2 separate regions of the Homo sapiens genome follow, and region 1 is linked to region 2. Evidence: chromatin contacts called from ENCODE Hi-C data. All regions are on one chromosome and are shown on one strand. The core of a region is the stretch at or near the end of the contact, and the rest is flanking DNA. Distances in the headings are between cores, read along the strand shown. Region 1 holds the start of CTU1 (cytosolic thiouridylase subunit 1). Region 2 holds the start of ZNF331 (zinc finger protein 331).

Region 1 (3,903 bases), core at 907-3,406, 2.4 Mb before region 2:
GCTCTCCCCTCTGCCCTGAGTACTCTTCCTGCCACTGAGCCCAAGAAGCAGCCCTTAGGACTCATCTGCAGTGACCGTCGGGAACATCTGTCACAGGTGAGCAGCAACTCTTGGAATCTTTCTTCCCCCGACTTTTGACTCACTCCTTCTGTGCTCCTGGATTTCCTGCTCAATTCTCTTTTGGGGACGCCTCTTCATGTCCTCAGGTCCTGCCTAGCACCCATCTCTTTCCATTTTTTAAAGATTTTTAATTTAATTTAATTTAATTTTTTGAGATGGAGTCTGGCTCTGTTACCCAGGTGGAATGCAGTGGCACAATCTCGGCTCACTGTAACCTCTGCCTCCCAGGGTCAAGCGTTTCTCCTGCCTTAGCCACCCGAGTAACTGGGACTACAGGCGTGTACCACCATGCCTGGCTAATTTTTTTTTTTTTTTTTGTATTTTTAGTAGAGATGCGGTTTCACCATGTTGGCCAGGCTGGTCTTGAACTCCTGACCTCAAGTGATCCGCCCGCCTCGGCCTCCCAAAGTGCTGGGATTACAGGCGTAAGCCACTGTGCCCAGCTTCTTTCCATTCTTATGAGCGCCTCTGAATCATGATATTCAGATGTCCCTCCTGGCTGGTCCTCCACATGGCTGGGGCACCTTAAAGATGTTCAGACCCTAAGCGCCCAGACAACCTATTTCTTCCTCGAAAGGCAGAAACCTGTTCTTGCCCATCTGTTCCCTCTCTTCTGAGAGCAGCCACCACCTTTCATCCAGCCCATCTGCAGGACAGGACGTAACGTCACCCTGGACTCATCTCTCCTCACCCCCTAAATCTACAGTCACCCAGTCCTGGGGGGTCCACGTCCTGAGGAAGGGAGACGCTCGCAGGGGACAAGGCTGCACAAGTTAGCAGAGCCTCATAGGCCATGATGTGGAATTTTAGGTTTATTCAGGAGGAGATGGGAGCCTTGGGAGGTTTTTGAACAGTAAAGTGGTATGATCTGGCATGTTTTAAAAGGATTCCTAGACTGGTCAACATAGCGAGACCCCATCTCTAAAAAAATAAATAAATAAATTAGCTGCACCTGGTGGCACAGGCCTGTAGTACCAGCTACTCAGGAAGCCAAGGCAGGAGGATCACTTGAGCCCAGGAGGTCAAGGCTGCAGTGAGCCATGATCGCACCAGTGCACTCCAGCGTGGGTGATAGAGTGAGACCTTGTCTCAAATAAAAAAAGTGGGATTCGTTTGGCTGCTGTGTGGGGAGGACTGTTGGTTGTCAGGGACAAGGACAGAAGGCTGGAGGTCAGCACACTAGACAGGAGTGCTGGCAGTAGAGGTGGGAAGAAGTGAAATTTTGGATCTATTTTGAAGGTGGAGCCCACAGGACTTGTATAAGACTGATTGGAGTGGGGACTGGGGCAACGACGAGAGAAAGTGATGAAGGGTAACTTTGAGGTTCTGGCCTGAGCATTGGAGGGACGGTGGGGCCATTTTGTGAGGTGAGAAGACCAGGAATTCCATTTGGCCACGTCAGGTTTGACATGCATGTTAAGCGTCTTCCCTCAAAGACTTTATGGACCCTCGTCACTGAGTCGAGCGCCTCCACCAGGGCCCTCAGAGCTGCCCTGATCCTGACTAGCTGTCACTGGTGACAGGTCTGTCTCTCTGCTTCAAGGCAGGGACAGGGTTGGTCTGGTGCCCTCGCTCCCGCCGCCCTGCGCAGAGTCGGTGCTCAGTAAGTATCTGTAGGATGAGGGAATAATAAGTGCTCCCAGAAGAGAGGCCGCGGACCCCAGGGATGCCTCTGGATTGCAGCCTTGTCAAAAGGACAGATAATGTGTGGCATGGGGGCGGGGACAGGCAGATAGTAACATAGGGGCGGGGGCAAGCAGATGGTCTTATCCTGTCTTGGGGAAGGGAGTGGCCCGGTAAGAGACAGGCCGGACCGCAGCGTTCAAAGTGGGAATCCTGGCTACAAGGCCTCAGGGACACGGGCGCTGGGAAATCACAGAGGCCTTACGCTCGAAGAGACCCTCAACCCTCCCACGGCACCGCAACAAAGAGCCGGAGTCCACATGCCGACCCACCGCAGGAGGAAATACTCACCCGGGCAGAACTCAGTGCTGGGATGCCCACACTGCCCACCACGCGGAAGCCTGGCCCGGAAGTGACTCCGAGACTACCACTCCCATAAGGTCTTGGGGCTTTCTTGCCTAGAACTCCCAGAAGCCCATGCGACACTTCCGCTGGATGCGCCTACGGCTCCGGGGTCCCGCTTGGCCTACAACTCCCAGAAACACTTGCATTGCTCTTTCTGCCGCTCCCAAAATACACTGCTCCCCCTCCCCCCGCGTTTACTTTCTGCGCCTGCGCGCGGCCGCAGGGAGCGGCGGAGCTGCGTGTACTGTTGTCATGGCAGCGCGCTGTCACCCGGCAGGTTGCTGGATGGGCGAAGTAGTTGTATTCTGATTAACTGATTTTGTGGGATTATTATAGGATTTTAAGGGGATTACAGGGCCTATGATTTCTGCCCTTTGAGGCGGGGTTGCGGGTGGGAATTGAAGGTGGAACTGCAGGGGTTGGTCGCTAGTGTAAAAGGCGCAGATAGCGCATGCGTAGAGCAGACTTCGAGGATTGGAGTGGAACTCCGCGCGCACGCGGGGGCTGTCGTGATGCGCGTGCTGGAGACCCAGACTCTAAACAGAAGGATCCAAAGACCCTTCTCACCTAACCCAGGAGCCCAGAGGCTCAGAGACTCAGACCCTTGAGACTAAGGGGGTTAAAAACGCAGACCCCTGGCACCAAAGCACCTGAGAGAACCAGTAGACCTGGAGACAACCGTCTGCACCCTAGACACAGGGATCTGGAGGCCTCCACCCTCCCCACAAGGCCCAAGGGTCTTGAAGACCCCGGTGACTCAAATACCGGGGCACAAGGAGTTTAAGGACTCAGATATCTGAGACCCTTGAGATCCAGGTCCCCAAACCTAGGTCCTCGAAAAAACTGAGGCTCAAAATTCCTCTAGACGGCGCGGTGGCTTACACCTGTAATCCCAGCACTTTGGGAGGCCGAGGCGGGTGGATCACGAGGTCAAAAGATGGAGACCATCCTGGCCAACATGGTGAAACCTCATCTCTACTAAAAATACAAAAATTAGCTGGGCGTAGTGGTGCGCGCCTGTAGTCCCAGCTACTCGGGAGGCTGAGGCAGGAGAATGGCTTGAACCCAGAAGGCAGAGGTTGCAGTGAGCCGAGATCGCGCCACTGCACTCCAGCCTGGCCACAGAGTGAGACTCTGTCTCAAAAAAAAAAAAAAAATCCTCTAGATTAAGGGACCACCAGAGCCTTAGACTGAGATGTGGAGATGTGCAGAGAGCCCCAGGATGTGTAGGTCTACGGCCGGTGATGACGTGAGAAGGAACCCCATGCACCCTGTAGCCCATTTTTTTCCCCCATAACAGGAAACCATGATGCCTTCCTTTCATATTAAATGAGCTCCGTGAGGTCACTCTTAAGCCTTATCATGGGCCAGTTCTGTTCATCTGTGTGCGTTGGTTCATTTGTTGAATTTATTTCCTGAGGTCTCCTTGTGCCAGGCTGCCCCTGGGCTAGGTTTAGGTGACACAAATGAATCAGACTTGGTTACTGTCCTCTGAGCATCCCCCACCCCTTACACCACCACCCTGTCCTCCTGGTGGGGGAGACAGGGACTTAGTCAATATGGAGTGATAAAGCTTGACATGGAAGTGTTAAGAGCCTTGAAAGCTCAATTTCAATCACTGCCAGCCAGGGTGTCAGAAAAAAAAAAAATTCAACAAAGGCTGCTATGTGCCATGCATCATCTCAGTTTGTTCATCTGTGAAAGGGGGGCAATAATAGCCTGCCTCATAGGATTTATGCGAAGTCAAATTGAATT
Region 2 (4,134 bases), core at 42-2,541:
GATCGCACCATTGCACTTGAGCCTGGGCAACAAGAGCGAAACTCCGTCTCAAAACAAACAAACAAACAAACAAAAAATTATTCTCTGGAAATTCTGGGTAACGTCAGTGGATTACATCAATGTTAATCTTCTGGTTGTGGTATTATATACTACAATCACCAGCTGAGGTAACCAGGTGAAAGGTACACAAGATCTCTCAATTTTATTTCTTGTAACTACATATGAATCTAAAGTCTATCTAATTAAAAGAGAAAAAGATTTTCAGAAAAAAAGCATTTTGTGAACATACTTCAACATTGTGTACAACTATAGCTACTTCCTTGGCATAAATACCAAAAAGTGGGATTTTGAGTCAAAATGAGACTGTGGTTAAGTACCTGCAACATCCTGTAGACCCTGTGACGTTAGTACTTGGAATGAGAGCGGGACTCACGGGGCATAACTGCTACCTGTACATTGTTTACAATGCAGCAAGCAAGGGACACCGAATAGCAGCTCCGGCAGCCTGTGCTAGCGGCCTGCAGAGAATTCCAGGTGACGCTCCAGAGGGGCTAGGAGAGGATACCCTTCTGAGGACAGCCATGGCTCGCCCGGCATCACCCCACTCAAGAGGCCAGACGGGGTCCCAGCTGGGGTGACACAGCTCCTTTCCCAGTCGGGAAGGGGCGTCTGCAGGGACCAGGAAGGGCTTAGCTTGGGGCTGCCCGCTCCGGCACCGACCTGGGACGCGCCCTGAGGCCCCTGCCTGGGACCGTCCCGGACTACATTTCCCAGAGACCATCCAGGAGTACGCCGTGCTGCATGCTGGAACACGGGGCTTGGGGCTCTGGTTTCCCCCGACGGCCCCGCGTCCTCTTCTAGCCTCACCCTCTCCCGAGGCCCCAGCGTTGGGGGACTACCGGGTGCGTCTGCGGCTTTGGGAGAGTGGGAGGAGGGAAAGGGATGGGAGGGGTGCACGCACACGTGTCAGTGTGTCCGCGTGTCAGCATCTGTGCAGGCGCACGTGTGTGTCGGGCTCTGTTGTGTCTGCACATGCGTGTCGGCATCTGTGCGTGCGCACACGCCCGTCAGGGTCTGTGTGCCCGCACAGGCACGTCAACAGCTGAGCACGCTATGTATCGGGGGTCTGTGTACGCTCACATACGTGTCGGGGTCTGGGTACGTGCACATACGTGTAGGGGTCTGTGTGCACATGCGTGTCGGGCTCTGCTGCTGTCTGCGCGCTGCGGCCGCTGGGTGCGCGTGCGCATGCGCGCTGGCCTCCAGGGGGTGGCGGGACCGAGTGTGTGACGCACTTGCGTGGGAGTACGAGGCTGACGCGGCGGCCCTGTCCCCGTAACTGTGACACGGGTGCACGCGAGCGTCATTGGGGGCGATGGGGGCCGTGCTGGGTGCGCGTTTGCACCAGTGACGCAGCCGCTGCATCTCCGCCAGTCCGCGCAGGTGAGATTGGTGCGCGTGGCTCCGAGGGGAGACGGGCACGGGGCTTCTGACGGTGACGCACTTGCTGGAGAGTGTGGGGTGACACAGCCGGGCTCTCCCCATAACTGGTGACCGGGGGTGCTCCAGAGGCTTTGGGTCAACGCAGCCCGTGCCTGTGAACCTCGGCGGTGCGTCCCTGGGACTCTGCTCCGTGAGGTGCGCTCTGGGGGTTGTGCGGGGGCAGCGGTCGGGACGGGTCTCCGTGGCCCACGGATGCACCTCTGCACCGTGTGGGGTGGTGGGGCCCGTAGCATGGCCGTGCTGGGCGTTAGTGGGTATGAGGGGCGCAGATGTGTCTCAGGACAGAGTGAGCTGTGGTGAGGCTGAGCTGTGCAGACTTGTGCTGGGATGGGTGATCGGGCCTTCTGGGTGACGCAGGTGTGTGTGACAACACAACCTGTAGCTTCAGCGTCTCTGTGCTGGGATGGATGATCGGGCCTTCTGAGTGATGCAGGTGTGTGTGACAGTGCAACTTGTAGCTCCAGCGTCTCTGCTGCTTCCCCTGCCTTCACCTCCTAACCAAGCGGTACCTGCCTGAGAACAAGGGCCGCGGAGGGACGTGAGCGCCTGAGCCTCGCCTGGAAATTCACCAGCAAGAAGGCAGAAACAGCCATGAGGTGACGCTTTCAGAGCCAGAAGTGCTGTGCATGCAGGCCACCTGAGTGACAGGGGACGGTGGCCTCAGGAGTAGAATTCCTCCTGTAGAGGGACAGGTCCCTGATGTGGGAGACAGGGAGGGGGGCAGCTCCACGCGTCATCATCTCAATCGCCACAGCGTGCTCTTCAGGAATCTCCCAGAAACTCCATCTCGGGGCCTCGTATTTCTCATTGGTTTTATTAGGTATGGCAGGTGTTACCCTTCCGGTTCTGTTTTCCCCAGGCCAGCATCCTTCAGAAAAAGCATCCCCGAGGAGGAAGACGAATCGTTAAACATCTGAAAGGGTCAGGTGAGTATCCTTTTTTTTTTATATTAAATGATATGTGTTTATAAGACTTAAGACCAAACATTAAAGGTAGATGACCAAGATTTGAGTCCTGTTTCTGCCTCTTAGCTTTTTGAGCCTTCTGAAGATAGGCTTGTGAGGAGGGTGAAATGCATTAACACGCATAAAACCCATAGACGCGCACCCCTGAGTGGGAGTGCACAGTGAGTGCTGCTGTTTTGTGCTAAGTCTGGATGTCTGTACATCAGGAGCAACGTACATATGAAGGTAACTGGGATGGGTGTTTGCAGGTTCACAAAATGAACCACAGCCTCAAATGGCCTAGAACTGTTATCCTTAACCTGAGGGCCTGCCTTTAACTCCACTTACAACTTTCCAAGGGACATTCTGTGTATATTTACTGTATGTGATTATCAGTGTTAGTGTATCTGTCCCCCACCACCACCACCCTAAGGAGATACTCTGTAATTTCATGGCATTAAGAAGGATGGACATGCCCCAAAGACATTTAGACCCATTGGTCTACAATCGAAGGCTGTGTACCTTGACCACAATTATTGTTCAGGATGGTGGAAATGGTTAAGTAATTATACCACGTTCATTTCATGGAATACTCTGCAGCTACAAAGAAGTAAGTTTAGTTATAACCGTAAGAAAGAAAAATGCACCTGACATAATATTAAACACTACTAATAGTTATTAACAATAGTAAATGAAGGAAATGCTTCAGTTGCCTACAAATTCCATTGAATAAGATTTTTGTAAATACCTTATCCAACATGACATTTTAGTATATTATTTAGGATTATTCATGAATCCTTCAAAAGAGAGGAGCCTGGCCACATTTATTGAGCGCATTTTTGTACCATACTCTATTGTGTTTTGCACACACTCCTTAATTTATTCTTACCTTAGTCTGTAACAAAGTACCATAGACCGGTGGCTGAAACCACAAACATTTATTGCTCACAGTTCTGGAGGCTGGAAGTCTGAGAAGAGGGTACCAGCATGGTCAGGTTCTGATGAGGGCCCTTTTCCAGGTTGGAGACTGTCACCATCTTGCTGTGTCCTCTCACGGAGGACATGTGTGTGCTTGGAGGCTCTTTGGCAGAGCTCTAGGAGGTGTGTGTGCTTGGAGGCTCTAGGAGATAGTCTTTTTTTTTCTGTAATTGAGATGGAGGCTTGCTCTGTTGCCCATGCTGGAGCGCAGTGGCACAATCTTGGCTCACTGCAACCTCCACCTCCCAGATTCAAGTGATTCTCCCGCCTCAGCCTCCCGAGTAGCTGGGATTACAGGCACATGTCACCATCCGCAGCTAATTTTTGTATTTTTAGTGGAAACAGGGTTTCTCCTTGTTGATCAGGCTGGTCTCGAACTCCTGACCTCAGGTGATTAATTAGCCGGCCTCAGCCTCCCAAAGTGCGGGATTACAGGTGTGAGCCACCGAGCCTGCCCTGTGGGAGGTATTTTATGTCCTTGCTTTTGCTGGCTTCTAGACACTGCCCCACATGCCTTGGTTTGTGACCCCTTCTTCCATCATCAAAGCTGCAAAGACAGGCCAAGTCCCTTTTCCATCACGTCACTCTGACCCTACTTCTTTCTGTTCATCTCACCCTCTTCTCATTTTGAGGACCCTGGTGATTACATTAGGCCCGCTGAGGTAACTCAGGATAATCTTCCCTATTTTAGTGTCAGCCCATTAGCAAT

Evidence for each region. A loop is a pair of places that touch in the nucleus more often than their neighbours do. Pooled maps may share reads with other maps.
Region 1: a pooled map shows a loop between it and region 2 (10-fold over the local background). The contact joins the promoter of CTU1 here to the promoter of ZNF331 in region 2. A Hi-C loop is called at or near these places in 10 of 50 pooled maps.

Annotation. Positions count from the first base shown.
Region 1 is chr19:51,106,253-51,110,155 of GRCh38, forward strand. CTU1 (cytosolic thiouridylase subunit 1) reads right to left here and starts at 2,157. Exons shown (of 3, transcript NM_145232.4): 1 at 2,095-2,157. RefSeq lists an enhancer at 2,123-2,452.
Region 2 is chr19:53,536,854-53,540,987 of GRCh38, forward strand. It overlaps ZNF331 (zinc finger protein 331), which reads left to right and starts at 1,292. Exons shown (of 6, transcript NM_001079906.2): 1 at 1,292-1,443; 2 at 2,363-2,429. RefSeq lists enhancers at 1,020-1,536, 1,322-1,371.